Linked DNA regions of Homo sapiens: region 1 is linked to region 2. The links are chromatin loops, found by intact Hi-C in ENCODE. Cell type or tissue: Caco-2. All regions are shown on one strand. Each heading gives the region's core, and the rest is flanking DNA. Links, peaks and the distances in the headings are about the cores only.

Region 1 (17,249 bases), core at 4,378-12,377, 280 kb before region 2:
TATTTCAATACATATATTAATTTCAGTTATGCTATTGCTATTATATTGGTAATATGAATAAATTTTAATTAATGCTCTGTTGAAAAATAATTTTTAATTAGTTAATGAACATTGTATATGAAATGACATGCATTATATTGGTAATTTGTATTATGTAACTTCTTGGTTATAGTTTTTCCCAATTGTATTAAAAATATGTATCAGGATTAATGCCCTCCTCTAAAAAAACATAGTCTTCTTACTCTGTTTTTTAAATATCAAAGAGAGAAGTTACCTCCATTGATATTGCTACAGTGCCATGCTTTAGCAATTTTTGATTTTGACTTGGTAAGCCTCATACTTATATTCATCCTTATTCCTTATTAGTCAATAATTATTTCAACACTCTAAATAAATGGAACTACAATGCCTCAAAGTAAAATATTAAGCACCACTTAGATTTTAAAATCACAATGCAAGTAAAACAGTAATAATAGTGAACATCTACTTATTCTCTTAATGATGAGAATAATTCTACCAAGTATCCTAAAAATCATTACATTACTACTCACAATAATCAAATAAGTAAGGTACCATTCTTATTCATTCAATTTAACAATAAAAAAAAAACTAGGAACAGATACATTAAAAAAAAAAGATCAGTAGATATCAGGTCATGATTCAAACTAAGGCCATTTACTTTTATATTTTTAATCACTAATTCACTGATGTAATGTCAGTACTAATTCCTGATCAATGTCAACTTCTTATCAGCTTTGCCCTGACATGTACCTGAACCTTGTCACAGATTTGTCTCCTATCTCTAGACTTTGATACTATTTTGAAACACGCACATCAGGTTCGTTACAATTTCATTAATGGCTAATTCAACCTCTGTACCCTCAAATGATTTCTTTTTATCCTTCAGACTTAACTAATTTTAATTTCTAGGATGGAAATACTTGTTCTCTCTTAAATTCTCTTTTCACATTTTGAAATCTTATGCATCCAACAAATTCTAACCCATAAACCAAAATCTCTATAACCACCAGGAAATAAAATATTTTATTTTTCATCTACTTTTATGTGGCACTAATTGTTAACATCTACACAAAAATTTCACATATTTATATTTTATATTCCATAAGTTTATGTCTATTTGATTTTCCTTTAGCAGTAAAGAGAATGTTATATGGTTATCGGTCATTCATTATGATCAGCTTATGAAGCCCATGGACCAAAAAGTCTTCTGGATCAAGTTTGTCATGCGCCACAGAGGAGCCAAGTACTTGCCGCCACCTGCGAAAAACCTCATCTGGTTCCAGCACTGCTCTCTGGTTGTGCTGGCCTGCGAGGCAATTTTTACTCTTTTTTCATAATATGTTCCTTGTTTGATTATCAAAAGTTTGTTAAGACAAGAAAGAAAAAAAAGAAGGTAGCACTGTTTGATATCTAAGGCAGGCAGGCATGATAGGGAAGGTCATGACATTTAATGCCACCACTATTCATCAAGGTGTGGCAAAATTCTCCTCTATATTTCACAAGACTTGTGCCTTCCTGATTTATTCAAATATTTTATTCTTTGCTAAATATTAAGTAATATACAATTTTAATTTCAGAAAACCTAAAATAATTCCATTTTAATGCTTACTCATGTATATTTCTAAGCTAAAAAAATGAGATGCACTGGAAACTCAGGCTGTTTATTTATGAAGGTCAGAAATAGTGCATTTCTACTGTGCATTTTTAGAAACCTCTTTTTTATTTTTATTTTATTTTATTTTTCATTTCCAACATTTATTGTAAGTTCAGAGATACATGTGCAAGATGTGCAGGTTTGTTACGTAGGTAAAGAATACTCTTCTATATAAACAAATCACAATGATGTGTATTATATGTGTCCCTGTCAAAGAAAAACAGAGCAAGATCCTTCTTAAAAATGGCAAGACAGATTTTATTCTGACTACTGAAGTAGGAGATAGAGACTACTGTATAAATTGAACTGAACTCTAACTAAGACAAAGGTAATTGAGGCTTTTAAAGAGAAAACTGATATGAATAAAAATGAGGAAAACAAGGAACTAGTGGGTTACATGGAAATGAAAAATTACATAAAAATTAAGAGGGAAATAATTGAAAATTATGAGGCAACATGGGTTAGACAGTGTATGTTTTGCAGTTTGGCAGGATCATATTCTTTAGAGCCAAGACCTACCATGGAAGTTAGGGTGACCTTTAAAGACAAATTCCTGACCTAGTACACGTATAAGTTAAGCTAAACTTGGCCAAGTCTCTTAACATGGTGTTTAGGCAAGTCTTTTGTGCTACATGGGAGTTTAAAATTCAAATCCTTCATGAAATACAAAATAGTTCTTAATGGAAATGTTCTTTGCTTTAAAATTATAGGTGGTCGTAACTGACTTCCTATACAAAACTATGCAACCTGGTAAAATCCTTGGTTAGAAAGACTAAAGATGTTTTCCACATGAGGCCTTAAATATGCTTGAGTTACTATTTTCACTTTAGTAATGACCCTTTGTAACTGGATAATAATACACAAAATAAAGGAAGAGGCTAGTTCCCTTTAGTTAGGCATTATAGACATGGTCCCGCAGGTTTAGCCCAGTCTCTCTAGATTATAATGTTACATGATTTCTCTCCTGCAACAAGATCTCACTATTTCTTGGCCTTATTTTGTTAAGCCAGACATTTCTGACTTCTTTAATACCGGGAATACTGAGGATACACAAATCAGAAATATATATAATCATTTTACTTGTTCTCCCATCATAATATGAAAAAATAAATTGCAGATGGAATAAAGAGCCAAATATCCTGTGCAATAATTTTTAAAATCTATGTTGAAGAAAGCATAATAAATGGCAAAAGATCTCCAAATCCTGCCTTTAAATATTGGTCATTACAGCCTCTGGATTCAGAAAAAGGTTTGCAAAGCAAGTCACAGAGAAGAAAGAACTCAACTTAAGAGCAGTTCTTCTGTCTGACAAGAGATGTGCCTGAACAATCGGATGGAAGAGAGGCATAATGATCATTTCTAACACATGAAAAAGATTTTTATAGTTCTCTTTTCTATAAAAAATATTTTTATCAACAATTGGTTATAAAACAAATCATTTTAATATCTAGAAAAGGAATATACACTGAATATTTTACTTTATTAAACTTTGAACATATAGTCATGCCACTAGAAAGAAAAAATAACAAAGTGTAAGAAAGGAAAAAAGTAATGCATTCGTGCACTTTTAATTATAGTAATGTCTTTTTATTAAAGAGGGAAAACTTATAGATAAATATGAGTCTGAGGCAATAATGATGCTCAACATGTACTACAAAAGCTAAATTCTAGTCTGTTTATATTTTCTTAATGAAGTATCTTCTGAAAATGTATCAGAATATATCAGAATATACTTTCCTAATAAGGTATGTTATGAAAATAGATCTTCTTTGAAATTTTTAGACCATATATCCAGATACATAAATCTATGTCTATCCATGAGTGAACAAGTAATATTTTCACTAGTTTAATTTGAGGAAGACTTTCTACATAAAGTGATATGTACATATATACTTAGGAAAATATATGAACATGAAGGTATACTTGATGGAGAGTCATAAAAATTCCATAGTAAATTGAACTACAAAAATTGCAATAATATGATGTGTCTGCTTCTTAGAGATTGATTCTACAAGCTTTTAAATATCTCAGCAGTTAAAAACATTTAAACACAGAAGAAACTAATTATGTTGGGGCATCTTCTGTAGGGGCACTGCACATAACGGGAATGGGAGTCAAACATCTAGATGTTCCCACTTAGCCTCTGGTCATCCAGGGCTCATTTTCTGGGAGGAGCAAAATGTTCTTTCTCTTCAAAGCTGAGGAGCTCAGTCCCTCATTTATCTATAAAATGACAGTTCTATCTTCATGCAAATGTGCAGACAAGCCAATTGAGTTTATCTTTTGGATAAAAGGCAATGGAGAAGACTCTTCAGAATGCACCCCAGAACTAGAATTAGAATCCTAAACAACAACTTCCTAGGAAAAAAATAAGTTCAGGAAAAATTGATGTCTGTCAACCAAAGGGAGATCCAGGGCTCAAGAGGACTGACCAGTTCCATCAGAGGAGCTTAAAGTTTGAAAGGCCTTCAATGGGCCCCTTCTGGTACTTTAGTTTCAAGTTCAGGAAACATTTTGGGGGTCCTGGGTTTTCTGGGAGTTCCCACATGTTCAAGTGTCAAATTATTGTGAGGAAATGAGTCAAACTCTGTAAAATATTCAAAGAGATTTATTCTGAGCCAAATATGAGTGACTAATGGCCCATAACACAGCCTTCAGCTGTTTAGAACATGTGCCCAATGTCCTCAGGCTACAACCTGGTTTTATACAATTTAGAGAGATGTTCCACATCAATCAATACATGTAAATGATACATGGGTTTGGTCTGAAAAGGTGGGGCAACTGCAAGTGAGATTCTGAAGGTCATATTTAGATTCAAAGATTTTCTGATTGGCAGTTGGTTAAAAGAATTATCTTATTGTCTAAAGCATTAGAATCAATAGAAAAAAATGTTTCTTTTCAAACTTAAACAGTGTATTCTATCAGTATTTTGTTCTGTGGTGATGTAATGCTGTCAGCTTTTTCTGAATTCCAAAATGGAGGAGGCTCTAATGGAGCTCGTCTCATTTCTCCCATTTCCAAAATGGCCTGAACTAGCTTTTCAGGTTAACTTTGGAATGCCCTTTGTGAGCGGAAGGGTTCATTCAGATGATTGCGGGCCTTAGAATATTATTTTTCATTAACATTTTTCCCCTTCTTGCCAGGGTTTGCCAGAGGCAAGGTCAATGGCCAGCAAACTCTTATTTTGTTCCATAGCATTGCTGGGATGGCATGTGCCCTGGGTTCCTACTGTCTGTGGTTGAGACACCTATGGCTAAGAGACTTAGAGCCAACATATTTACAGTCAACTTAAATGTACTAGACCAGACAGGAATGAATACGGACAAGCATTATAATTAACTCTTAAAATTTTTAAAGTAATATAAAACCCAAGAAACAGAAAGCCAAAGTTGAGGTTAAAAAACTAACTTATCTTAAATTGTTATATGCATAGCTAATGTAGTCTTTGTTTTAGTTACTGACCTATACCAATTAGCTATACAATACATGAACATTGTTAAAAATGCTTTTTTGCAATTTAGAGGCTTTTGCTGTGCTGCAAGACTTTATGAAGTCTTTTAGTAATTTAATCTAATGTGGCTTAAAAAAATTGTTTCAAATATGTATCTATCTAAATAAAATCTCATAATTGTGAGTATTATATCCAGGACATTTTGTCATGAGGTATCATAATATTCCCTCTGTAATAATTTTATTTTAGTTCTACAGGAAACAGAAAATTCTTTATGGTTGGGATAAATAAAAATGTGTCATATAATAGCTCAGAAAGCAAAGTTCCTAGTTTTTCCAGCTGTTTATCTCCCCTTCTTGACTTGGAGGGTCTGAATTAATTCTATCCCTCAAAACCGGCCCTTACAATCTCATGGTCCCACCATTTCTGTGGTAGTCCCTGGACATAGAGGGAAGGTACTTGTATTGTTTTACAGAAGGCCATTTGCAGTAAAAAACAAATCAATCCCAATAGGATTTCAAATGAAGGAGATTAACAGGCTTTGTCAAATCATCTCTAGTCTTCGGAATAGCATGATTCTGATTTTCTCAGAACTAAAACTAGGGGGAGACATTGATAACATTAATAATTTGACAAAAGAGAATGTGGGTGCCAGAGGAGAAAAAAAAAAACTATTCCATTAGGGTGCCAAACAAAAACATGAAGAAAAATGATAACCTGGTATTCTTTAGGAGATTATTGCAGCCAAGAAATGAGTCATGATTCAACCTGCACTCAAAAACAAAAGTGACTTTTCTTTTGAAACAATGTCTCTCTCTCTAGTTGCTTTTCATACTAAAAAAAAGTTCAATTTGTGTGCAAAATAAGTTTCAGGATTATTATACTTGGCCTTATTATTCACATAAAGTTCAGCAAGAATTGTTTGGCCACATAGGCTCTTTTCAAGTTAGCTTTACTGGAACTTTACGTAAAAACGTTATTCTAGTCAAAGCCTTGGTAAAATAACTGGTGTCTCCAATTGTCCTATTTTAAAAATATATATTTTTTACTAAACTTATACCAATAACAATATTACCACACAATCAAAAGACTCATGAACAGTTTGCAAATTTTGGAGAACTCAGAGAGGTAAATTTGCTTACAAAAGCAAATTTTACCCAATTGCTCTAAACTATAAAAAACTCAAAAGAAAAATATTTCTTTGACTCCTCTTTAACTGGAGCAGCAGCTTTCCAAACAAGAAGGCATGTATTCACCTTTGAACTGCCATTCACAAGATAAGCAGCTCTTGTAATATGAGAGCTTTTTATTAAGCACTGTAGAATATAACAGCTCCTCGCATAGTCAGAGTCCATCCTAAGGAGAAAAAGAGGCTCCCTGTTCATAAATATGTCTTTCTTGCATCCCAGGTAGCAAGATTCTGTATAAACCATTTTTATTTTATCATGGAACTCTTTCAGTCACCATTATTTCTGCTAGCATAGAAGTAGTTTCAGTTAACATCCCATAGCAAAGCTGTAAATACTTCTCAAGTGGAAATTCTCTAGTCCAAAGTCCCAGTAATTGTCATTTGAAAGTGCTCACAGGCTTTTGCCATAAGCCCAAATAAACTTTCCACAAAGGGCTATGAAGTGAAGGATTTGTCTCAACCAGCACTTTAGCTAGTACTCACTTAGCTGTCCAAATAGCATTTTTCAAAGAGCAGGTTTACATGCCTTCAACTTTATACAACTACATCAGGAAAATCTCCCCCATTCAGATAGAATACCCATTTTCATAAAACATTTAGGTAAAGGAATCACAACCACCTTACATATAACCTGTTTAAACATCTCAAATTTCATAATCCTCTCAACATTTACAATTTTATGCTCTGATCCCAGGAGCTTTTCTTCTTTATCTTCAAACCAATTTACCTTTCTGGTAAAAAATTAACCCTCCCAGAAGAGGGTTGATCCAAGAGACTCAAGCCCTTTTATCAATTTTTTATCTAAACTTGCCTCAACATTGCGCAGGCAATGTCAGCTTTCCCATTAGATTACAAACTTTGCTTTAAAAAAAATCCAATCTAAGGCAAATACAAAAAAACTGGTGTAGGTCCCTATAATGTTTGAAGATCAGCAGGGGCTCCCTTTTGTTCACCCCACTTTTATAGCATTGTAAAAGCCTTTGTTTTTACCCTATCAATTTTTATTTTATTTTATTTCTTAATAATCATCTAAAGATTTCCACCATGATAGATGAGTCCTTTGACTCCCTTTTACCTTGCCCAATTTTTTAATTACCCTAATGTTTTAATAACATCGGTAAGATCCATGGGGGACAGCAAATTTGGGAAGGCTTCTCAAACAGCTCTTTGATTCTGCAGGAGTAATGTCACCTGGGATGCCCAGGTAGAAGGGTCCCCCTAAACCATAGCATTTACTATGACCAGGGTAATAGGTATATTTAATTGAATAATATTCTGGTCATCATAAAGCCAGTTCCATATGGTTTGCATATGAAGCATATCAGGTGCTTCATCTGGGGAACTCCACCTGGAATTTTACAGGGTGAGTTGGGCAGTCCATTTCTCAGGGTAATCAAACCTTATGGTGGCAATTATTCAGTCCACTGGGCTGCTTGTGAAGCTGGGTCACATATACTCCTCAGTGATTGCTTAATCGTGAGCTGTGGGACCTGCATAAACCCCTGCTTTTTCATTCTGTAGCATTTAAAATAAAAAATATTGCCCTTAAAGTAGCTATTTTTCCAGTCCATTATAGTAAACGTTTCTCAGGAAACTGATTATATTATTCTACAAAGGAGCAATTTCTTTACATTATACCCTCTGGGTTTAATAGTTAACTTCTTTTTCTATTTAAGTGCATTGGCTATCTTCTTGGTAACTACAGGTCTCAAAGGTAACTTTGTTGCCCTGGCTTAAGATGTGTGTGTGTGTGTGTGTGTGTGTGTGTGTGTGTGTGTGTGTGCCTGTGTGTGTGTCTAGCTTTGAAGCTAGTGGCCTGAGCTGAGAGTCCACATGTAAATTTGGTCAAGCCTTAAGGCAAAACTCCGCACTCTTTTACTTTCATTTTAGCGATTACAGATAGCAATAACCAAGGGAATTAACATTTTGTAGTTTTCTTATTAGTTTCCATTTTGTTATGCATTCACTGAACTAACTCCCTGGGAGTATGTCTATCATCCATCTCTAAATTCCACTGGTAACTTTTACCTTTGGTAACTGAATGCAGCCCAGCTGCAGCTTTTGAAGATGGGAGACCATGTAGCCACCTGAGAGTCAAAAGTTTCTTATTTCCTGAGTTTTCACTTTTCTCTTTATCCATCTGGTCATATATATATATGATATATATATCATATATACATCATATATATCATATACATCATATATATCATATATATCATATATATCATATATATCATATATATCATATATCATATATATCATATATATCATATATATCATATATCATATATATCATATATATCATATATATACACACACATACACATATATACACACACATACACATATATATATACACACACATATATATGTGTATATATACATATATATATATATATATGTATATATATAAATTTTAAGTTGACTCAGCCTCGAGAACACTTGGTCACAGGGTGGGGAACATCACACACTGGGGCCTGTCGTGGGGTAGGGGGAGGGGGAAGGGATAGTATTGGGAGAAATACCTAATGTAAATGATGGGTTGATGGGTGCAGTGGGCCAGCATGGCACATGTATACTTACGTAATGAGCCTGCACATTGTGCACATGTACCCTAGAACTTAAAGTATAATAAAACATAAAGAAAAAAAATTACATTTTCAATAGCAAAAATCACATCCTTCTGTTTTTATAAACCTCACCCAAAAAAACTTTTTATTCTACAACTATTTTAACTCTTTGTAACCTAAATTCTCAGTGACCATACTGAGGATTACTTAATTTAACATAACATGACTCAGATTTTAAACTATTGGAGAGAAATTTGAGATTAAATTTTCCAAATTAATGTTACCAAATATTGCTATAGTCATGTGAACTCAAAGGTATCCAAGCTAGCTTTTATTAGTGTGATAAGCAATTAACTTTTCTTTAAGTCAGTTGGTTAGAGCTCTTTCATATATTTTGATATTGAAATATCACTTCCACATGACACAAGTAATATATAGACATAACAGACATACAAAGGCAAATGTTGGGAACAGGCCCCAAAATCTGGCCATAAACTAGTCCTAAAACTGGCCAGAAACAGTCTCTGCAGCACTGTGACATGCTCTTGATGGCCATGACACTCATGCTGGGAGGTTTGCGGTTTACCGGAGTGAGGGCAAGGAACACCTGGCCCACCCAGCGCAGAAAACCGCTTAAGGCATTCTTAAACCACACACAATAGCATGAGCGATCTGTGCCTTAAGGACATGTTCCTGCTGCAGATAACTAGCCAGAGCCCATCCCTTTATTTCGGCCCATCCCTTTATTTGCCATAAGGAATACTTTTAGTAAATCTTATCACTGGCTTGCTGTCAATAAATGTGTGGGTAAATCTCTGTTCGAAGCTCTCAGCTTTGAAGGCTGTAAGACCCTTGACTTCCCACTCCACACGCTATATTTCTGTGTTTGTATCTTTAATTCCTCTAGCACCACTGGGTTAGTGTCTCCACGACTGAGCTGGTTTCAGCAGGCAGATTGAAAAATGTTTTTCATTTGCCTGTTTTCAAAAACTGTCTCCTTTGCTTTAGACTAATAATAAAAAGAAATGTTACAGAATTTAACAAAAGTTTAAGGAGAGAGTTACCATCCAAGGCCTTCTCAAAACAGAGAAAGAGCTGAAGCAGCAGGGTTCAGCAGAAACTAAATTTCTATTACACTGATTATACAGTTTAAAAACTGAAAGATTCTTGCATTGAATAACTCAATATTTTAATACAAATTTTTATAACCAATTCATTAGTTTTGTATTTGTCTAATTTTAATATTAATATCCAATTACCAGGAAGACTATTATAATCTCATTTTAATTATAGCCTACTTAATCATATGTTTTATACATTTTTTTAAATAAATTTCATTTTACTAAACTTACTATGACTTAACAGATTCTTCATAACATACTTCGGCTTTGGGGTTTGTCTTAAACATACATCTTCTTAACCTGTTATTTTATTTTTTCGTACAAGATTTGTTTTCTTGTAATCTTTCTTACCAAAGGTACCTATTTATATTTATGTTTCTTTAAATCTCTCTTATTCCCTAGTGTCTTTTGCCTTGTATTATAAATAATGTTTAAATAAACTTTGAACTACAAAAATAATTGTCTTTTAATAAAAAACCATTTTTTAAAGTTTCCTTATAATTTTTGAAATTGAAAAGTACCCATACATTTAACATATATCTATTATTTAATATAATTTTAGATTCCAAATTATATGACATTCATTTTAGTATAGTCACGTAATACATTTATTTAATAGTTTACTTAGATTATTTATAAAAACTGTGACAGTCATCATTTAATTATTTTTTTGTTGCTGTTAAACATTTTTATACCCTATGAATTTCAGGAATTTACCTAACTAAGAAACTTAAGGTTAAATACATGGGTATTTTACCAATAACTCAGGATTTAGTTGCTTTCACTAAACCAATAATATTAAATGTCTTCTTTACTAAAAATTACACAAGCAAAGATCATTCTGTTTTGGGCTGGGTTCATAGTATTACAAACCTTAGGCCAAATTTTGGCACCTTACAATATTTGGCAGGAAAAAAAAATATTTGGCAGGAATAAGTATGAAACCACTTGATCAATAAGTGGAAAGAAATATGCTGACAATTCTTAAGACATCTCTAGTATTACTTTACCAATAATTTTAAAGCTAGCTTATTCATTAAAAATTTTACTTAAGTCACATGGACTTGAAAAGCCATTAGGCTTATTATTTCCTTAATTTATGAGGTCTCCTTAACTTTAATTTAATTTGGTTCCTTGTAGCTATAACACACAAAAAATACACGTATGTGCAGATAAACAGACACATACACACTCATAACAAAGATTCTAGAGCTTTTACTTTAGAACTCCAGACATGAGATATTGATACAAACTCACTGGTTTACAAGTAATAATAATAATAATAAAAAGAAAAAAACACCAAAACAATGGTCCTAGCCAAAAAGTGATTTTTTTTTATCAGTAGAAAACTAACAGTAGACTTAAAGCAAGTAGGGGAAAAAAATAGAAAAATAGAGAACATAGAAATTTTCTAGTACATGTCAGCCTTTGGGTCTAAATTTTTACTTAACGTAATTTGGCCATCAGTTTAAAATGTGCAAAACAGAACATAATATGTAACTATTTGGAGCACTAGAAAGTCTGATACTCCATTCTCACATTGTTAAAAAGAACTACCTGAGACTGTGTAATTTATGAAGAAAAGAGGTTTAATTGACTCACATTCCACAGGGTGTATAGGTAGCATGACTGAGGAGGCCTAAGAAAACTTACAATCATGCCAGATGGTAAAGTGGAAGCCAACATATTCTACATGGCTGGAGCAGCATGAAGGCTGGGGGTGGTGACACACACATTTAAACAACCAGATCTCATGAGAGCTGTATCACAAGATAACACTAGGAGGATGGTGCTAAAACATTAGAAACCACCATCACGATTCGATCACCTCCTACCAGCCTCCACCTCTAGCACTGAAGATAACAATTTGTAACAGTTCATTCTCACACTGCTAATAAAGACATACCCAAGACTGGGTAAATTATACAGAAAACAAGGTTCAATGGACTCACAGTTCAGCATGGCTGGGCTGGCCTCAAGAAACTTACCATCATGGCAGAAGGGGAAGCAAACGTGTCCTTTGAGCAAAAGGGGGAAAAGCCCCTTATAAAACCATCAGATCTCATGAGACCTCACTCACTATCATGAGAACAGAAGCATGGGAATAACCAGTGCCATGATTAAATTACCTCCCACCTGGTCCCTCCCAAAACACATGGGGATTATGGGAACTATAATTCAAGATGACATTTGGATGCTGACACAGCTGAAACACATCACATTTTAAAATGAGATTTGGGTGGGAACATAGAGCCAAACCTCCCAAATCTCATGTCCTTCTCACATTTTAAAACAAAATCATGCCTTCTCCACAGTCCTCCAAAGTCTTAGCACATCCCAGAATTACCCAAAATGTCCAAATCCTAAATTTCATCTGGGACAAGGCAAGTCCCTTCCACTTATGAGCTTGGAGAATAAAAAACAAGTGAGTTACTTCCAAGATACAGTGGGGATACAGCAACTGAGTGAATGTTCCCATTTTAAAAGAAAAAAAATGGCCAGAACAAAGGCCCCAGGCAAGTCCAAAACCCAGCAGGGCACTCATTCAATCTCAAAGATCCAAAATAATTTCCTTTGACTCTATGTCTCACATCCAGGGCATACCAGGGCAATAGGAGGGCTCTCAAGGCTTTGGGAAGCTCTGGCCCTGTGGATCTGCCTGTCTTTTTCTCATCTTCCTGTCTTTTTAGGAGCCCTCCAAACTATTCCAACCTCTGCCCATTACCCAGTTCCAAAGTTGCTTCCACATCTTCAGGTATCTTTACAGTAATGCCCCACCTCTCTAGTTTTCTGTATTAGTTTGCTGTCACATTGTTCTCACATCTTCTGTATTACTTTGTTTTCACATTTGTTCTCATATTGCTGTAAAGAACTACCGGAGACTGGGTAATTTATGACGAAAAGAGGTTTAAATTACTCACAGTTCCCTAGGCTGTATAGGTACCCTGTCTGAGGAGGCCTCAGGAAATTTATAATTATGAGAAAGTGAAGGGAAGTCAACATGACCTACCTGATTGGAGCAGGAGGAAGGTGGGGGAAGCTGCTACGCACTTTTAAACAACCACATCTTCTGAAAGCTCCATGGCAACACAGCACTAGGGGGTGTTCCTAAACCATTAGACGTGGAATGCCCTCACACTTCTCCATTTTACACAAATGCTTTCAAATGGAAGACCCATGAAACCAAAAAATTGTTCCAAAGCAGTTTTTCTCATTGTCTTTCCTCATTCTTAAATTCTTTCACACTTCTTTTCTTAAAAGGAGGAACCGAGCTGTAGCCTAGGCTTTTTTGTGTGGTGCATCAATGTGTGCTGATTGTAAGTGAGACTCCACATGTTTTAACGTTGAGTTGTTTCTGCCTTGTTACATGTGTTAGTGAATCTTTAAAATCCTTGTTCTTCAGTGCCGTAAAGAAATAGCACTGGAACATAAATTTAATTTCTTCAGCGAGGCCAATTTTTTTTTTTACTTTATGCAGAAAGGGTGCACACATCAGCAGTTTTGCCATGAGAGTACACCAAATAAAGGAGACGGTCATTTATAACTTGACATGTCAAGCTTACTGCTGTGTCCGGGGTTTCTATTGGAAGGAACAGGACATCACATTGTGTATTTGTCCTGATTGGCTAGCAACTTAGAACTTTTTAAAAGAGGCAAAGGCAGAGGAGAACAAAGGAAGGCAGAAGTAACTTGTGGTATACTGAGAAAGGTAAAAACACCTTCAAATAAGGAAGAGGAACAGGCTATGACCTAATGCTTGCTTAGACCAGTGTAAGCATGCCAGGGCAAATATTTACACTAAATTGTGGGAGCTGAGAACATAAAATACATTGATTTCTTTATTATGGTTAGCAGATATTTAAGAATGTTAGCACAGGTCTTTGAATAAATTTTGCTTGTAAGAGAAGTTACTACTTATTCTTAATTAGATGGAGGGGAAGTCTTTGAAGAGGAATCTCTACTTTACTTTTTACACCGAAGCAGCCTAGGGTCACTGGAGCAGTCTTGTTGTTTGAGGTATTACCAGGAGTTCTTGAGAGGGTTGTCATTCATTTCACAGTTGAATCCAAAGACTTTTATAAAAAAAAAAAAAAAAAAAAAAAAAAAAAGCTAATAGGGCAGAGTGTTTCATTCACATAAGGCACGAAAAACAGGTTAGGACTGGATGTCTTATTTGCATACATACAAATTCTTGTTAGCTCCACCTCTTCTCTCTAGTGTGCATGCAGGTCCTTAGCCTGAGTTACTGCATATTGTTTTATTTTGCTTATTGCGTATGTGTCACTGCAGACGTGTCTGGTTCTGTGTAAGTTTCCTTATCTATACAGCTACAGGTCTGTCTTAGGCAAGCACCCTGTGCAAGTTCCTTTACCTGAGTGTGTCCAGAAAGAAAAGGAATGTGCTCACCAAAGGCCACCGTGTGTAGGCGGAGCTCACTGGTTGCACAGAAGACAAGGGCTTTGGACTTTGCTTCCTTATCTGTGCTTGCAGCTTGATTTCTTCCACATTGTCATTTTTTGGGGAGGACTTCTACCAAGAACCTGTCCTAACTATCTGCCTAACTGGTTACTTATTCTTTCTTCTCTCATTAGTTTCTCTCTCCAGACATCTATCACCTCCATGAGGGCTCAAAACACCGAGTGATCAGCTCTTTATGCGTTTGCTAGATGAGCTTTTTAAAACTCATTTTACCTAATGTCATTATCAGCCTTCTGCTTATTAAGACAGAAACCACAACCATGTCTTTTCTCCTGTACATTTTTTCCTACCTCAGATATTATCAGTAAATACAAATTTTAAATTAATTTCTTGCAGTTACTATTAACAATTTGTGTTTCATTCCATTAGGTTGGCATGTCTCAGTAACTAATATACAATTTTATCATTTTCCCTGCTTTTAAACTCTTACCTTTACATACCACTCTATGTTGAGATGCAAGAATTTCTTGCTAAAGAAAGGCTTGATCTTGTGACTGTCTTTTAAAACTTGAGTGAAGAATTATTTGCCAATAAATTATCATTCAAACTCATAATTGTTTATTTAAAACTAAGTTCCCCTGTTTCAAACTAACTTTCTTCTGTAATGTCCTGCCCTGACCTTTCTCTGTGATCACTACTCACTGGAATGATTTTCAAATATTCTATACTTTCAAATATTTTCAAATATTCTATATTCTATGTGTAGACATATACATATAGTGTGTGTGTGCATGTGTGTATACTGGAAATAAACATTTTTTAAAAGTATAGGAAATAGTGACCTGAACTGATCATATGCTGGGCAAAAACTCAAAACTCAATTAGTTTGTTGAGATTCAAAATCATAAAAAGTATGTGGTCTAGCTATACTAGAAATAAATTAGAAATCATACAAAGAATGATAACTAAAAAATTCTCTAAACTTTGGAAATTAAAAATACATTTTTAAAAAATTCAGTCAACAAAATATTGTAATTATACATGCACATTTATCTCAGCAACTCTTCTCCCAATTATATATCTAACAGAAATTAATATGTAAAACTAATGACATACATATAGATAAATATATTTATACCAGAATAACTAATAATGTCCAAAAATGTAAACAACCCAGGTGTCCATCAGTTATAAAATAAAGAAATACTCTGTGGTATTTGTCAATCAACAGAATACTATACAGCAATGTAATTAACCAATAACTGCTATACAAAAAAAGACACAAGTATATATTATATAATTCAATTATATAAACAAGTAATGTTAATTTATTAAATTAGAATTCAGGTTAATACTTAAATTGAGAATGAAAACAGTGACTAAAATGGTCCAAAAGGAGAGAGTTCCTCTAGGCAGGTTTTAATAACCCAGAACCTAAGAAGTAGGTGTCTTTATTTCAGGATAATATTTAACATAATCTTAAAATTTTGAGTTACTCACTAGTGTGTGTATATTTATCTTATGTATCTCATACTTAAGATTTTATTTTAGAAGATATATAAAATATTTTAAAGTTCTAGAAATTAAATAGCAAAATAAGCATGAAACACTGGAGAAAATTCTACAGGTACTATATAGTGTGGCCAGGAAAAGCCTCTCTAACAAGTATCATTTAAGGGGAAGCCTCAAAAAGAGATAGAAGCAAGCCTCATTTTATTGCAAGACAGAATGCTCTGAAAAGGGAGAGAGGAGACAAAAGGTGTAAAGGGGCTAAGGTGAGAATGCCTTTGAGAGCTTCAAGATTAATAGAAGCCCAGTGTCCCTAGAAGAGAGTATGCAGGGGGAAAGTGTTAGGAGAAGTTGCCAGTGCCTGACCATGTCAAGTTCTGTAGACCAAAAACAGATCTTATTCCCTTTTTTTCTATTAAAAAGCATGTCATTCTTTTTTATTTTATTTTTTATTTAACTTTTACTTTATGTTCAGGTTAAAAAATGCAAGTTGTTATATAGGCAAACTTATTTCTTGGGGGTTTGTTGTACAGATTATTTTGTCACCCAGGTATTAAGCCTAGTAAACACAAATTATTTTTTTCTGATCTTCTCCCTCCTATCACCCTCTACACTCTGCTAGGTCCCAGTGTGTGTAGTTCCCCTCCATGTGTTCATTCATGTCTTCCCATTACAGATTCTCTTCTTAATGTGATGAGAATCCAGATGGAAATCTTAATCAGTGGAGTGTCATAATCTGACATTAATTTCAAAAAAAAACATTATTCTGGCTTCTGGAAGGAAAATATAGCAGAAGACAGAAGAGTAGAGTAGAAGCAGAGAGATTAGTTAGAGGGCATTTCAACCACTGAACACAATTATTTCTTAAAATATCAAAATAGTCCAAACACGGTGGTTCATGCCTGCAGTCCCTGCACTTTGGGAGGTGAATCAGGAGTGCTGTTTGAGTCCAGGAATTTAAGACCAGCCTGGGCAACATAACGAGATTCCATTAGAACAAACAAATTTAAAAATAAGCCAGGCAGAGTGTTTGAGCTCGTAGTCCCAACTACTCAGTAAGCTCAGTTGTCAGGATTGCTTATGCCCACAAGATCAGGGCTACTGTGAGCCCTGATAAAGGGAACAACTCCAGCCTGAGCAAGAGAGCACAACCGTCTCTCAAAAACTATGTGTATCAAAATGATCATTCTCAGATTGCATTTCTATTATCTTACTTATAGCACTTAGAGTGGCTCATCATATTTCCTCTGGTAGAAAGATGTTAACTTTCCCACCTGACTCCATTTCACTTTTAAAAAATTTTGCCTATGATAAA
Region 2 (17,249 bases), core at 3,613-11,612:
GCATTATAAGAAAAGCATGCGAAAAAACAAGAGTCCCTGAAGAGCAGCTTGGAGGATAGGGAAAATGGAGTCTATGAGCTCGTCCGTTTATCCCCATGACCACAGAGTCTTGGGATGATAATGGCCCATTATGATGAGTCAAAACAGAGTAAGAAGCACCCATGTCCAAAAGGAAATTAATATTGTTACCTGTCACATCAATGATTACCCGAAGCTCCTCTGGAGATATGGCTAATTGTCCAATGGGAGCTGTGACAGAAGCTCTAGGGCCCTGTCACTCTTGAACTGCCATCATTTGTTCAGGGGCCAAAGACTCACTTTGGAGTGCTGGGTGTTCCCTCTTTCAATAGCCAATTTTATGACAGTGAGCACATTGATTTACACCCAAGGTGCAGTGCTTAGAACCCCAGCTTGTGGCTTTCTGCCTTCCAGCTTCCTTTGCCATGGCTAAGAAGTGTAAGGATGATCTCACGTGGTTGGTAAGCTTAATGCTGCAGCTAAAAACTGTGCCTTTTAGGAGGCTCTCTTAAGTTTTTCACTTCCTCTGCCATGTATCTGTTATTAAGAACCATAAATGCCATACTGAAAAGTTGATTCATAGATGTCTGCAGACCCAGGCTGCTTTTTGTAGTTTCTGACAGACATCAGTGGCAGACTGGGTTATAAAATACAGCCCCAGTAAGGTTTGTCCTTCCATTGAAATGGGATCAATTTTAGTATATTTTCTAATTGCCTCAACCAAATTTCCCTGAAATAATGCTGGATTCTCATCTTTACCTTGAGTAATTTCTTTCACCTTATAATAATTAAGAGACTTTTTCACACATCTCTCCTCTCTTTTAATAACCAAGTAATCATATGATCTCTCTTCTGTAAGCCCTCCTATTTCTTTGATAGTTCAATCCTAGATCTTAATCAGGCACTGAAATACCCCTTGTTCTATAGATATCATTAGGATTGCAGGCTAGTACTTTGTCTGAATGTATTCTAGCTAATCCCAAAATTCATTGTTTTTCTTCCACTGTACAACATGTGGATAACAAAATATGAAAATCCTACCAGGTCAAATTATAAGTCAGCATTAGCTTCTCAAATTTATCTATACATTTTCCTGGGTCTTCAGAGAAATAACCTTTACATAAGACCAAAAAAAAAACATGGGGAAAGGGACCTTATAGTGCGCTCTTCCCCATTTGCCACTTCTCTAAGCCAACAAAGATTTTCCTTTGGAGACTGAGAAGAGGCTCCACTCTGGGTAGTACTAGCAAGGCTGGCCTCCTCAGGGAGTGACAGTTACAGAATAGGACTGGGCCTCTCAGAATGAGGTAGGTATAAAATTAGACTAGACGGGTAAGGAGAAGGGAATGAAAGTGTCTAAACAGGACTACTAGAAGGGCTAGAAGAGACAGAGGGAGATGCACCTGAAGCATTAGAGCTGACACAGGGAGGTACTGTTCCACCCAAAGGCACCCATTGGACTCAGGGGACTTGCATTAAAGGGTCATCTAGTATATCTAATTCCTTTTCTTTCCTTCCTTTCATTAAACATGCACACGCTTGCTGTAAAGTTTCATCCTGACTAAGCAATAAAAATGCTTGAACATATGGTATTTTACCTCATTTTCTCTCCCACTTGCAAAACAAATCAAGTTGATGTATAATATTAAAGGCTGTGGTTCCATTAGGTGGCCATTTATCTTGATATTCCAAATCATAATGAGGCCAAACAGTATTACATAAAAATGTCAATTTATTTTTCTTAAGCTCACCTAATTGAAATTTGTTCCAATGCTCTACTAGACATCCTAGTGGAGAACTCAGAACTCTTCAGGATCAAAGCTGTATTACACAGGAGCAGAGCAGGTGAAGGTAGAGATCCTTGTGAACAAGGTAGTGCTGCCACAGGGCAAGCTTCACTAAAAAGGATAAAGGAGCTTTCAGAGCTAAACAAGCAAGGGAAAATGATTCAGTAGTTGACTTAATTCTGGCATTCTTGTTAGTCGCATAATATAAATGAGCTGAGTCACCTGAACTAGAGAATCTACAATAGAGGGCCTGACCAAAGAAATGTCACACTAAGTAAGGGAAATGATATGCATCCAGAGAGGAATGTCCAGGTTAAGGATAGTAATGGTAAGTAGGGTAAAACTTACATGATCATGCTGTTCATAATCAAGAAATAAAGGTCAGTTGATTAGTGAGGGGATGAAAAAGAATTTCCAAAAAGAAATCTCCAGTTCTCCTTCTGGGAGCTGTTCACCCATGGGAGATTGGCATAATTGCTACTGGGCTAAATCGTGCACACTGGACCAAAACTTGTAAGTACCAAATTTCAATTAATCTTTTGAGAGATGAGACAATAAATAATTCATTCGAATGGGCTAGATATAGGGAAAGTAAATCTTGCAGAGCCATTCATCTCTAATGTCTTTTAGCAACATGCCGAAGCACACAAGTAAAGGGCCACTAATCCAAAGACAAATGAGGAACGTGAAAGTTAAAAATCTCAGGACCATCAAGCAAGGTCTCTGCAAAGAAACAGTAAGTATAGTCAGCAGTCAGAAAATTGGCAGACAGCAGACAGTCTTTAGTGAATGACAGAGAGCACAGGGAGGGCTAATTGAAAGGGAGTAGTAATTAACATTTTGTAGCATTGAACCCATTTCTTGTTGTGAAGGGCTTCTAACCCCCTTAGCTTTCGGAAAGGCCTCTAAACCTCTTATCTGTCAGAAGGGCCTCTAACTGTCCTAAGTTGGGCCTCTAAACCGATTTTGAACAGTGTCTCTGTTCGAGTATAAAAATATGTTCCACCACTTACCCAAATCAGCCAATTGGTGTTGCATAGTCTATTTCCTTTGGGTTGGAATCTCACCTCATTTAGGTCCCAGCAGAGTCACCAGAGGAAAATATTACTGGAAAAGTGGTCTTGTCCCAGACGTTAAGGGTGGGTTTGTGGATCTCATGTGGGAAAGAATGCAAGGTGAGTCGCAGAGTACAGTAAAATTAACAGTTTGTTAGAGACTACTCTATTACAGAATAGGGCATCCTCAGAAAGCAAGAAGAGAAATACCCCTACCTTAAACTTAGTGCTTGCTTATATAGGTTGTTAAGAATACTGTACTTTATTACAAAGGTTTGTGATCAGCTTGTGACAGGCTATTAATATTGTTATTTTCCTATGTATTATTGATTTCAGCAAGATTTTACAAGTGGGCTAGTTTTTTAAAGGAAAACTAATTCTTAAATTAAGAAGTTTTTGTTTTCAAACTATTGGGACATTTTCATAAGTTCTGGGTCTTTATTTAGTTAATTATCATCATTAACTCATTCCCTCAACCATGAGTATCTTGTAACCAAGAGTGCTCAATCCCCTGGGAATGTAACCTGGCAGGTTTGACCTTGTCTGACTTATTCAAGGTGGAATCACTCTGGTTAGAATGCCTCTGACAGTTTGTGTGACTCAGTTCCCAAGCTAAACTTTTTTCCCTTTGGCATAGTGACTTTAGGATCTTGATTCTTTATTTTTCTTTCACACTAGCAAACAGAACCCTAGCATGTGCAAAAAGCTTTGGACATACAGAAGGGAATTTTATGCCAGAAATGCAAACTAACTTTAACCAGAAGGGAATTTTATGCCAGAAATGCAAACTAACTTTAACATCTCAAAAAACTGGTGAATATGTAATATCATTAGAATAAGGACAATAACTGCATAATCATTTTAATAAAGGCAGAAAAAATCATGTGATTAATGCAATACCTTTCAGAAACATCCTTAAACTGACAAATAGTATCTATAAATAAAACACACACTGACACCGCACTTAATGGAGAAAGACTAAATTGGCTTTTCTCACTTCCATTCAACACTGTATTAGAGGTTCTAGATAAGATAAATTGGTTTAAAAAATGAAAGAATAAAAGACTCCATACTAGAAATAAACAAGTTAAGCTATCTTTATTGGCTTTTGTCATAATGTTATAATAGTAAACATTTACAAATCCGCTAGAAAAATATTAGAGCAGTAAACCAATAAAGCAAGGTTTTAGGATATAGGATCAATAAAAAAAAAGTTATTTCTCCCTAATTGCAATAAAAATTTAGGCTAAAATAACGATTAAAACAATCACAATTAAAATAGCACAAAAATACAGTTCGTGAATAATTTTTTTCTCTTTTTTTTTTTTTTTTTTTTGAGATGGAGTCTCACTCTGTAGCCCAGGCTGGAGTGCAGTGGCATGATCTCGGCTCACTGCAACCTTCACCTCCTGGGTTCAAGCAATTCTCCTGCCTTGGCCTCCTGAGTAGCTGGGGTTACAGGCATGCACCACCACACCTGGCTAATTTTTGTATTTTTAGTAGAGACGGGGTTTCACCATGTAGGTCGGGCTGATCTCGAACCCCTGACCTTGTGATCTGCCCACCTAGGCCTCCCAAAGTGCTGGGATTACAGGTGTGAGTCACCACGCCTGGCCATCAATAAATTTAACAAAAGGAGAGTAAAACTTGCCCTGTGAAATCTACAAAACATTATGGAAATAAATTAAATGATATCTAAATAAATGAAAAGGCATCTTATACTCATGTATTGAAACACCTAATATTGTGACAATGCCCATACTCTGCTCCCCAAATTGTTATGCAGATTCAATTCAATCCCTATTAAAATCCCAGATAACTTCTTGCATAAATTGACTAGCTGATTCTAAAATGTATGTAGATATGTAGGAGACAGTAATAACTGAAACAATTTAGATGTAGTGGCATGCACCTGTAGCCCCAGCTACTCAGGTGGCTGAAATTCATTGATTGCTGGAGCCCAGGACTTCTAGTTCAGCCTGGGAAATGTAGTGAGACCCCTGCCTTAAAAAAAAAAAAAAAAAAAAAAAAAAGCTAGAAGAAAAAAAAATAGCTGAAACAATTTAAAATAAAAAACAAAGTTGGAAGGCTTACACTTTCTGCTTTTAAAGACAAATACCAATATACAATAATCAAGAGAGTGTGATACAGACATAAGGTAGGCATACAAATCAGTGTAATAGATTTTGGAATCTAGGAATATACTCACGCATTTATGGTTTTTGACCAAAGTGCCCAATTTAATGAGTCAAAGAATAGATTATTCAACAAATGTAATTGAGAAAACTGATTATCCATATACGAAATAATAGAGGTTGGCCCCCTACCTCAAACCACTTACAAAAATTAACTCAAAATAAGTTAAAAGCTAAATGTAAGCAATAGAACTGTAAAACTCTAATAATGAAACATGGTTGCTAATGTCCATGATTTTGCATTTGGGGATAGTTTAGTAGATATGACACTAAAAATAAAAGTGACCCAATTCAAGTTGATTCATAGGATTTCATCAAAATTAATATTTTTGTGTTTCAATGGACATCATTAAGAAAGTAAAAAGACAACCAAAAAAATAAGATAATATACTTGGATATCATATATGTGACAAGGGACTTATGTCAAAAATTTATTAAATGCATAAGTCCATAAAAGGAGGACAAATAATCAAAATGGGCAAAGTATCAAAATAGAAATTTTTCTAAGAAAATATATAATGGGAAATTAGCACATAAGAATGCTCAATATTGTTAGATATGAAGGAAATATAAATCATAATGAGATATCACTTCACTCACACTGGCTGTAATCAAAAAACATAGGATAACAACCATTGACAAGGTTATGGAGACATTAAAGCCATCATGCATTGGTGGTGAGAATGGAAAATAATTCTGCCACTGTGAAAAACAGTTAGCAATTCCTCAAAAGGTTACATATACATTTACCATGTAATCCAGTAATTCCACTTCTAGATATACACCCAAGAGAAATAAAAATATGTCCACAGAAAACTTGTACATAAATGTTAATCAATATTATTCATAATCATCAAAAATGGAAAAAATCTATGTCTACCAACTGATAAATGAACAAATAAAATGAGTATATATGCACTTTGGAGTACTATTTGACAATAGAAAGAAATGAAGTCCTTATATACACTCTTCCATGGGTGAACCTTTAATACATTATGCTAAGCACAAGAAGCCACTCACTAAAGACCATACATTGTATGATTTCATTTTTTAAATTTTTTTTATTTTTCCATAGGTTTTTGGCGTGCAGGCGGTATTTGGTTACATAAGTTCTTTAGTGGTGATTTGTGAAATCCTGGTGCACCCATCACCCAAGCAGTACATACTGTACCACATATGTTGTCGTTTATCCCTTGCTTCCTCACACTCTTCTGCTCAAGTCCCTAAAATCCATTGTAACATTCTTATGCCTTTGTGTCCTCATAGCTTAGCTCCCACATTATCATTGAGAACAGATGATGTTTGGTTTTCCACTCCTGAGTTACTTCACTTAAAATAATAATCTCCAATCTCATTCAGATCATTGCAAATGCTACTAATTCATTAATTTTTATGGCTGAGTAATATTCCATCATATGGATATACCAGTTTCTTTATCCACTCATTGACTGATGGACATTTGGGTTGGTTCCATAATTTTGTAGTTGTGAATTGTGCTACTATAAACATGCATGTGCAAGTATCTTTTTTGAATAATGACTTCTTTTCCTCTGGGTAAATACCCAGAAGTGGGATTGCCAGATCAAATGGTAGTTCTTTTAGTTCTTTAAGGAATCGTCACACTGTTTTCCATAGTGGCTGTACTAGTTTACACTCTCACCAGCAGTGTAGAAGTGTTCCCTGATCACTGCATCCATGCCAACATCTACTGTATTTTGATTTTTTTACTATGGCCATTCTTGAAGGAGTAAGGTAGTATTGCATTGTGGTTTTGATTTGCATGTGCCTGATCATTAGCGATGTCGAGCACTTTTTTCATATGTTTCTTGGTCATTTGTATACTTATTTTGAGAATTGTCTATTCATGTCCTTAGCCCACTTTTTATTGGGGTTTTTTTTTTCTTACTGATTTGTTTGAATTCGTTGTAGATCCTGGATATTAGTACTTTGTCAGATGTATAGATTGAGAAGATTTTCTCCCACTCTGTGGGTTGTCTGTTTACTCTGCTGCCTGCTCCTTTTGCTGTGCAAAAGTTAGTTTAATTAGATCCCAGCTATTTAGCTTTGGTTTTACTGCTTTTCTTTTGGGTTTTTGGTCATGAAATCCTTGCCTAAGCCAACGTCTAGAAGGGTTTTCCCAATGTTACCTTCTAGAGTTACAGTTTCAGGTCTTAGGTTTAAGTCTTTAATCCATTTTGAGGTGATTGTTGTATAAGGTGAGAGATAAGGATCCAGTTTCATTCTCCTACATGTGGCTAGCCAATTATCCCAGTACCATTTGTTGAAAAGGGTGTCCTTTCCCCACTTTATGTTTCCGTTTACTTCATCAAAGATCAGTTGGCTGTAAGTATTTGTGTTGTTTTGGGGTTCTCTATTCTGTTCCATTCATCTATGTGCCTGTTTTTATACCAGTACCACTCTGTTTTGGTGACTATGGCCCTAGAGTACAGTTTGAAATCAAGTAGTGTGATGGCTCCAGATTTGTTCTTTTTGCTTAGTCTTGCTTTGGCTGTGTGGGCCCTTTTTTGGTTCCATATGAATTTTAGAATTGTTTATTCTAACTCTGTGAAGAATGATCGTGGTATTTTGATGGAGATTGCATTGAATTTGTAGATTGCTTTTGGCAGTATGATCATTTTCACAATATTGATTCTACCCATCCATGAGCATGGGATGTTTTTCCATCTGTTTGTGTCATCTATGATTTCTTTCAGCAGTGATTTGTAGTTTTCCTTGTAGACAGGTCTTTTGACTCCTTTGTTAGGTATATTCCTAAGTATTTTACTCTACTTTACTTTTTTGCAGCTATTGTAAAAGGGGTTGAGTTCTTGATTTGATTCTCTGCTTGGTTGCCTTTGGTGTATAGAAGATCTACTCATTTGTGTACATTAATCTTGCATCTGGACACTTTGTGGAATTCCTTTACCAGTTCTAGGTGCTTTCTGGAGGAGTCCTTAGGATTTTCAAGGTAAACAATGATATTGTTAGCAAACAGGGACAGTTTGACTTCTTCTTTACTGATTTGGATGTCCTTTATTTCTTTCTCTTTTCTGATTGCTCTGGCTAGGATTTCTAGTACTATGTTGAAGAGGAGTGGTGAGAGTGGGCATCCTTGTCTTCTTCCCTTTCTCAGAGGGAACGCTTTCAACTTTTTCCCATTCAGTATTACGTTGGCTGTGGGTTTGTCATAGATGGCTTTTATTATATTAAGGTATTCCCCTGTATGTCAGTTTTGCTGAGAGTTTTAATCATAAAATGATGCTGGATTTTGTCAAACACTTTTTCTGCATCTATTGAGATGATCATGTGATGTTTGTTTTTAATTCTGTTTATGTGATGTATCACATATATTGACTTGTGTATGTTAAACCATCCCTGCATCCCTGGTGTAAAACTCACGTTATCACGGTGGATTATCTTTTTGATATGTTGTTGGATTCGGTTAGCTAGTATCATGTTAAGGATTTTAGCATCTATGTTCATTAAGGATATAGGTCTGTAGTTTCCTTTTTTGGTTGTGTCCTTTTTTGGTTTTGGTTTTAGGGAGATGCTGGCTTCATAGAATGAATTAGGGAGGGTTCCTCTTTTCTCTGTCTTGTGGAATAATGTCAAAAGGATTGGTGCCAATTCTTCTTTGAATGTCTGGTAGAATTCTGCTGTGAATCTGTCTGGTCCTGGACTTTTTGTTGTTGGTAATTTTTAAATTACCATTTCAACCTTGCTGCTTCTTATTGGTATGTTCAGTGTATTTAATTCTTCCTGATTCAAGTTAGGAGGCTTGTATTTTTCCAGAAATTTATCCATCTCTTCTAAGTTTCTAGTTTATGTGCATAAAGGTGTTCATAGCAGCCTTGAATGATCTTTTGGGTCCTGTGTGATTTATGTTTTAAAGATATTCTGTTTTGATGTGTTTCCAGAATTTGTTTCAAGATTTAGAGTTCCTTTAACAGTTCTTGTAGTGGTAGCTTGGTAATGGCGAATTCTGTCAGCATTTGTTTGTCTGAAAACGGCTATCTTCCCTTCATATATGATGCTTAGTTTCACTGGATACAAAATTCTTGGCTGATAATTGTTTGTTTGAAGAGGCTGAAGATAGGGCCCTAATCCTTTCTAGCTTATAGGGTTTCTGCTGAGAAATCTGCTGTTAATCAAATAGGTTGTCCTTTGTAGGTTACCTGGTGCTTCTCTCTCACAACTCTTAAGATTCTTTCCTTCATCTTTTTTTTTTTTTTATTTTGAGATGGAGTTTCACTCTTGTTGCCCAGGTTAGAGTGCAATGGCATGATCTCACCACAACCTCTACCTCTTGGGTTCAAGTGATTCTCCTGCCTCAGCCTCCCGAGTAGCTGGGATTAGAGGCATGTGCCACCGCACCCAGCAAAGTTTTGTATTTTTAGTAGAGACAGGGTTTCTCCATGTTGGTCAGGCTGGTCTCGAACTCCTGACTTCAGGTTGTCCACCCACCTCCGACCACCTGATCAGGTCTGGGATTACAGGCGTGAGCCAATATGCCCAGCTTCTTTCCTTCATCTTAACTTTGAATAACCTGATGAAAATGTGCCTAGGTGAAGATCTTTTTGTGATGAATTTCCCAGGTGTTCTTTGTGCTTCTTGTATAGGTCTCTAGCAAGACTGGGGAAGTTTTCCTCAATTATTCTCCCAAATATGTTTCCAAACTTTTCGAATTGTCTTCTTCCTCAGGAATACCGATTACTGTTAGATTTGGTTATTTAACGTAATCTTAGACTTCTTGGAGACTTTGTTCATATTTTCTTTTTCTTTTTTCTTTTTCTTTATTGGAACAAGTTAATTGAAGACCTTGTCTTTGAACTCTGAATTTCTTTCATCTATCTGTTCTATTATATTGCTGAGACTTTCCTGAGCATTTTGCATTTCTAAAAGTGTGTCCAAAGTTTCCTGAATTTTTTATTGTTTTGTCTTTCAGCTATCTATTTCATTGAATATTTCTCTCCTCACTTCTTGTATTATGTTTTGGATTTCCTTGCATTGGGCTTTGCCTTTCTCTGTTCCCTCCCTGATTAGCTTCATAACTAACCTCCTGAATTCTTTTTCAGGTAAATCAGGGACTTCTTGGTTTAGGTCTGTTACTGGTGAACTAGTGTGATTTTTGGGGGGGGTATTAACGAGCTTTGTTTTATCATATTCCCAGGTTGGTTTTCTGGTTCCTTCTCATTTGTGTAGGCTCTGTCAGAGGGAAGGTCTAGGGCTGAAGACTGTTGTTCAGATTTTTTTGTCCTATGGGGTGTTCCCTTGTTGTGGTACTCTCCCCTTTTTTTGTGGATGTGGCTTCCTGTGAGCCAAATTACAGTGATTGTTGTCTCTCTTCTGGGTCTAGCCACCCAGCAAGTCTATCCAGCTCCAGGCTGGTACTGGGGGTTGTCTGCAGAGTCCTGTGATATGAAATATCTATGGATCTCTCAGCTGTGGATACCAGTGCCTGTTCAGGTGGAGGGTGCAAAGGACTCTGTGGGGGTCCTTAGCTTTGGTGGCTTAATGCTCTATTTTCTGCTGATTGGCCTTCTGCCAGGAGGTGGTACTTTCCAGAAAGCATCAGCTGTAGTATTGTGGAGAGGGACTGGTGGTGGTCACGGCCCTACAACTCCCAAGATTGTAGGTCCTCTGTCTTCTGCTACCAGGGGGGTAGGGAAGGACCACCAGGTGGGCCAGGTCCAGGCGTGTTTGAGCTCAGACCTTCCTTGGGAGGGCCTTGCTTTGGCTACTGCTGGGGATGGAGGTGAGATTCTCAGGTCACTGGAGTTGTGTACCTAGGTGGATTTTGGCTGCCTCTGCTGAGTCATGAGGTCGTCAGGGAAGTGTGGGAAAGCCAGCAGTCTCAGTTCTAACCCACCTCCCATGCACACTGAAGGGCCACTCCCACTTCCACCGTGGCCCCTGCAATAGTCCCGAGTCTTTTTCAAGGAGGAGGGAGAGTTGGACTTGAATATTTGCCTGAGATTTTCCACCTCCCAGCTGCAAAGAAAAGGGCTTTAGTTCTTCCCCTGCCTGTGAAGTCTGCAAGCTAGATTCATGCCCTCCCCCAATTTCTGGCCATGAGGCTTCTTGCCTGTTCAAATTGTTACAAAGTTCAGCTAGAGAAGTCCCTCTTACTGTGGAGTTTTACCCCTGTAATGTTCTTGTATCGGTTCAAACCCTGAGAGCATGCCAACAGAAACCACGAGGTGGTGTGGAGCAACATGCTGTTTTAATGAGCACCTGGGTGCAGGTGGGCTAGGGCCTAAAGGGGCGTCAGCCCCAAGTGAGGATGGGACAGGGGTTTTGTAGTCCTCTGTAAACAGTAAGTGTCCCAGTCTGATGTGACTGCTATGTAGTACCCAGACGGTCTCTTTCTTGATCTTCAGGGGTATGTGTCTTCCAGCCAGGGTAGGTGTCTTCCAGTTGGCTCTCTTCCTGCTTCTGCTATCTTTCTGATGCAAGCTGTTGACACAAATGGCTTTGCATCTTGGAACTGGGCCTGAGAGGAGGAGTTACTCATCCCTTCAAGCTTTCAGGCCCCAGGGAGAATCTTCCTGTTTATTTGGTTATAGAATAAAGGGAAAAGGGGTGACTTTCTCAGTAACTACTTCAGGCATGACACAGGGATTGGAGTGGGCACCTTGGAAAAAAAAAACTTAATTTTTGGGGTATTCTTGAGAGACAGGTTGGTATCCACCATGTCGCTGTAGCAGGAGCACCATCTGTATTGTCTGGAAACATGTCTGTGCCTGCAAGTCAGTTATGTTGAGAGGACCAGGAGGTGTCGACAGGGAGAGGCATGGCTCATTTGCTGCTTCACAAATGAAAGACCATGTCTGGATTAAGGAGGGGTGGTAATTTCTGAGTGGCTCAGAGTCTGGTAAGGGTGGAGGCCCCAAGACAAAATTTTGGTCATACATGATTTCAAAGGGACTATAAAAAGAGTGTGCTTTTGGTGTTGTGCAAAGTCTTATGAGGGCGAAAGGGAGATTTTTTTTGTCCACGACTGTTGGGTTTCTACAGCCAGCTTGGTGAGTTGGGCTTTAAAGACAGAGTTAATTTTTCTAACTTCGCCTGAAGATTGAGGCCTGTAGGGTGTGTGGAGAGCTTACTTTATTCTTAAGGATGTAGAGATGCCTCGGGTAATTTGGCTGATGAAGGCAGGACTGTTATCAGACTGGATGGATGTTGGGAGTCCAAAACGGGGAATTGCAGGTATGCATGATGAGTTTGTGCGATGACAGTTGCACCTTCTGAAGTTGTTGGGAATTCTTCTACCTACCCAGAGAAAGTACAGACAAGGACTAGAAGACTTGTCTTATGACAGGAGTATTGTTTGCAGTTAGGAAACCCCGTTCTTTCCAGATGGATGAGTGTGAGTGCACTACGTGGAGCGCATAATGAGAATTTGAATAAATTGATCTGTTTTCCGGATGCTAGAGTGAGAGCTGGAGTGAGGGCATTGAATTCAGCTTTTTGGGAGGTGGTGCCTAAGAGGAGCGGATTGGCTTCAATAGTGTTGGGGGGTGACACTATAGCATAGCCCCCATGTCAGTGTCCTTGATGTAGGAAGGAGCTGCCATGTACAAACCAAATAAAGGAGGCATCTGGAAGGGATTGGTCTGTTAGGTATGGAAAAGGTATAAGAAAGGTTTGAACAGTATTCACACAGAAGAGTGTAGAGTCTTGGGCAGTTGTAGCTTCAGGTAAGAGCATGGACAGGTTTAGATGGGAGGTGGTTAGCATGGTGATGTGGGGAGTTTCTATGAATAGAGCATACAGCTGGAGGAGCCGTGGGGCAGAGAAAAGACTTAGTACACTGCGGTGAGCTAACATGTCTTTGATGTTATGGGTTGAATAAACTGTTAGGTTGGCATGAAGAGATAGTATTAGGCTTTTAAGAGTGAGGAGAGCAGCTGCCACCAATGCTCAGGGGCAGGCAGGCCATCCAAGAACTGTGGTCTCAAGCTCTTTAGGGAGGTAGGCAACAACCTGGCCGGGTGGGCCCCTTAGACTGGGTTAGAACACCTAGTGCAACTCCACGCCATTCATCAGTATAAAGGGAGAAAGGTTTGGTGAAGTCTGGGAGAGTGAGGATGGGGGCTGAGATGAGAGACTTTTGGAGTAGATGGAAAGGTTGGGTAATAGGCTGTGCAGGTTTTAAAGGCTCATAGAGAGGGACTTTAACAGCTTCGTATAATTTTTTGGCAAGTAAAGCGAAGGAGGAAACCCAGAGCCTAAAATATCCCGCTAATCCTGGAAAAGAGAGAATTTCTTGCTTAGTTTGTGGAGGCGGGAGGGACTGAAGGAGGGAATATGTGGTCTGTTGTGAGCCCTTGCGTTCAGGAGTGAGAGCTAGGCCTAGATAGGTGACTGGGGGGTGCATATTTGGGCTTTCTTAGGGGAGACCTGATACCCCTGTTCTGCCAAGAGGTTTAAAAGAGAGATAGTATGTATGGGTGTTGCAGTCTCTTTGAGAGGGGCTACACAGGAGCAGATTATTAACATATTAAAGAAGAGAGGATGATTTTAGGGATAAAGTACAGAAGTTACTAGCAAGGGCCTGTCCAAAAAGGTGGGGGCTGTCTCTAAAACCTTGAGGTAGTACACACGAGGTGAGCTGACCTGAAAGGTGGGTGTCGGGGTTCTCCCAGGTAAAGGCAAAGAGATTTTGGGAATCAGGGTGTAAAGGAATTGTGAAAAAGCATCATTTAGGTTTAGAACAGAAAAATGGGTGGTATTCGAGGGAAGTGAGGAAAGTAAAGTATATGGGTTAGAAACTACTGGACACACTGGGAGTACAGCTTGGTTAATGAGCCTGAGGTCCTGGACTAAGTGATAAGTTCCATCTGGCTTTTTAACAGGTAGAACTGATGTGTTAAAAGGAGAGTTTGTTGGGCAGAGTAGGTGACTGGTGAGGAGGAGAGAAATGATAGGCTTTAGGCCTATGAGAGCTGCTTGGGGGATGAGATACTGCTTCTGTGATAGGAACGGGGTGGGCTCTTTAAGGGTGATGTGGATGGGGGTGTGGTGCTCTGTGACCGAGGGTGTGGAAGTATCCCAAACAGTGGGGTTAACTACAGGTGCGGGATAAGGAAAAGTTGCATGCTTCAGGGTGGGAGGTCGGAGGAGTAGAAGAAAGTTAGAAGCCTGTTAGAAGCCTTGGAGGGGTCTGGGTTGATGTGTTGGGTACTATGGGGAATGTGGAAGTGGAGAGTAGTGTGGAGTTTTGAAAGAATATCTCTGCCTAGGAGCAGAGCTGGGCATGAAGGCAGGACTAAGAAAGAGTGACTGAAGGAAAAGGTGTGCAGGGAGCAGAAAAGTGGAGGGGGGTCTTGGGGTTTGGAGACTTGTCCATTGATTCCCACAACAGAGACTTGGGAGGACTGGGTGGGTCCTGAAAATTTAGGTAAAGCAGAGTAGGTTGCCCCAATATTAATTAAAAAAAAAATACTGGCCTATCTGCCAACATCAAGGTTATCCTTGGCTCAGATGAAGCAATGGTAGTTGCTGGGGCATCTGTTCCAGGGCACTGTCAGTCTTCAGCGGCAAGGCTGATGAGATCCTAGTAGGAGGTTTTGGCCGGCTGGGGCAGGGATGGGGGCGGTCCTTGCTGGGGCACCTCACAGTCTGACTTCCAGTGGGGTCCTCCGCAGAGAGGGCACAGCCTGGTGGGCTTACCTGGGTTTGGGCATTGCCTGGACCAGTGGCCTTCATTGCCACACTTGAAACAGGTGCCAGGGGGAGGTGGATTGCTAGGAGGCATCTGTGTGGAGCTGCAGCCTGTGGGCCTGCAGGGCCCGTGATGGTGGAGGCAAGCATTTGAAACTCTGTCTTTTTTTTTTTTCTTTTACTTTCCTCGTTATAACTGTTAAAGACTTTGAAGACTAAATTAAGAAGGTGTCATTGTGGGGTTTCAGGGCCATTGTCAAGCTTCTGAATCTTGCACCAAATATCAGGGGTAGATTGGATGAGGAACCAAAGGTTTAAAATAGTGATTCCTTCTGGGTTGGCTGGGTCTAGGTTGGTATATTTTCTCATGGCTTCAGTTAAACAAGAGAGAAAAAAGGCTGGGTTTCTGTCAGGACCTTGGGTGATTTCTGAAAGGTTTTTATAGTTTACCACTTTATGGGCACCCTTTTTGAGTCCTGCAAGGAGATACACAATCATGTGGTCTTGATGGCAGTGTCCAGAGGCCCTGTCTTGATAATCCTGGTGGGGCTCCTGGTTGGGGACTGCCTCCGTGCCAGTAGGCTGGGCAGGAGCTTGATGATGAATTGTATTAGCATGCTCCTGAACCAGGGTCCAAATATGGTCCCTGTCTTCTGGGGTGAGGGTGGAAGAGAGGATAAGTAGAAGGTGAGGGTGGAAGACAGGATAAGTAGAGGTCATACCAGGTTAGTGCATAAGACTGGGTAAGGTACTGAAACTCCCTAATATAAGAGGTAGGGTCTTCTGGAAATGAACTGAGTCTTGTTAGTTTGAGAGATCAGTGAAGGAGAAGGGAACATGAACTCTAACAATACCTTCAGTTCCTGCTACTTCCTGAAGGGGGCATTCTAGCACCCGCACTGAAGTATGGGTGCAGCGTGGGCCAAAGATGGTGCCCAAGCTGGTATGGACAGGAGAGAAGAAAGAAGCCAGAAGGGGTTCCTGCTGAGGGTTTGAAGGGGGAAGGCGGGTTGAGTTGACAGGCAGTGGAGGATACATAGGGGTGTAAGGTGGCTTGATGGGTTTACAGGCTTCAGGAGAGGGCAGTGAGGAAGGAGACTGAGTACAGGCAATGCTAGAGTTTTCCTGAGGAGAGGACGGTGTAGAAAAAGAAGTGGGTACTTTTGGAGGTGATGCCGGCTGGGAAGATGGTGGCTGGGAAGATGGTGACTGCGAAGACAATGAGAAAGCTTGGGGAGTTATAGAAGATGGTTGAGACGTGGGGGTAGGGGCTGGGAGGGGTGGACAGCAGTCTGCTGGATCCAACAAGGAAAAAGAGGTAGGGTCAGGAGGAGAAAGGTTATGAGGGCGGTGAGAATGAAGGATTTGAACAGGTAAGCAAGAATTGCAGAAGTCAGGTTGTGATCTGAGTGCAAAAAGGCCTGGAACAAGGAATTTCTCCCCATTTTTCCAGTCATCGGCAATAATTGCTTTAACCAGTTAAAATTGTAAAGTCAAGTGTTTCATTTGCTGGCCATTTGGACCCGTTATCTAATTCATACTGCGGCCAGGTTTTATTGTATAAAAAAGACAAGGCGCTTAGGGTGGGTATCTTGCCTGAGGCCTAAGGTTTGCAGATTTTTTATGAGGCAGTCTGGAGGGCTGTTTTTTGGAATGGAGGATGGGGAGTTTTCCATATCAAAGGGTAGGCTCTGGAGAACAGGGAAAAAGAAGACTGTCCTGGACAGCTGGAGGAAGACAATAAAAGGAGCTATTATCACCTCTGCCTTTTTGGTTCCTGGAACGGAATCAAATGGCTTAGAGGCGTCCCCCTAAGACCAGATGATCAGGGAGTGCCTGGCACATACTGGAGCCTTCTTGGATCAGTGTTGGATTTTGGGACAGGAGAAACCAAGAGAGGTCATGCAGATTTTCCCCTGTTAACTGGGCTCCCAGGGAAGCCTAACAGTAGGCGAGATCAGTGACCAATGTGCATGTGAAGGAAGAGAAAGACCTTCTCATATTATTTTATATTGTTTTTCACTCAGTACATGTTTAAGAAAAAACAACAAGGAAGTAAAACCAAAGACAGGCAGCCCAAACGCCAGGACTGAAACTATGCCTGGGCCTGCCTGGCCTAAACTTAGTAGTTAAAACTCAACTCATAACTTAGAAACCAATGTTATTCATAGATTCCAGACATGTATAGAAGAACATTGTGAAACTCCCTGCCCTGTTCTGTTTCTCTCTGACCACCAGTGCATGCAGCCCCTGTCACATACCCACTGCTTGCTCAAATCAATCACGACCCTTTCATGTGAAATCTTTAGTGTAGTGAGCCCTTAAAAAGGACAGAAATTGTGCACTCGGGGAGCTCAGATTTTAAGGCAGTATCTTGCCAATGTTCCCAGCTGAATAAAGCCCTTCCTTCTACAACTCGATGTCTGAGAGGTTTTGTCTGTGGCTCGTCCTGCTACATTTCTTGGCTCCCTGACCCAGAAGCAAGGTGACTGACGGAAGGCTGAGGCAGCCCCTTAGGTGGCTTAAGC

Evidence for each region. Hi-C counts contacts between places; a loop is a spot of excess contacts. Peaks named below come from ENCODE experiments on the same cell type or tissue, not always from the same donor. Only the 100,000 strongest peaks of a DNase experiment are listed, where the experiment ranks them.
Region 1: a loop joins it to region 2, with 2.4 times the contacts of the local background. A loop is called at or near these places in 2 of 110 quality-filtered maps.

Annotation. Positions count from the first base shown.
Region 1 is chr4:68,861,788-68,879,036 of GRCh38, reverse strand. It overlaps the pseudogene LOC101930041. Among named protein-coding and RNA genes, the nearest start is that of UGT2B10, 54 kb to the right of the region's middle. In Caco-2, for the core only: no CTCF peak of the experiment used is centred there; DNase peaks (open chromatin) are centred at 7,135, 7,706 and 8,096.
Region 2 is chr4:68,576,145-68,593,393 of GRCh38, reverse strand. UGT2B17 (UDP glucuronosyltransferase family 2 member B17) reads left to right here and starts at 17,072. Exons shown (of 7, transcript NM_001077.4): 1 at 17,072-17,249. RefSeq lists a silencer at 8,310-8,412. In Caco-2, for the core only: no CTCF peak of the experiment used is centred there; no DNase peak of the experiment used is centred there.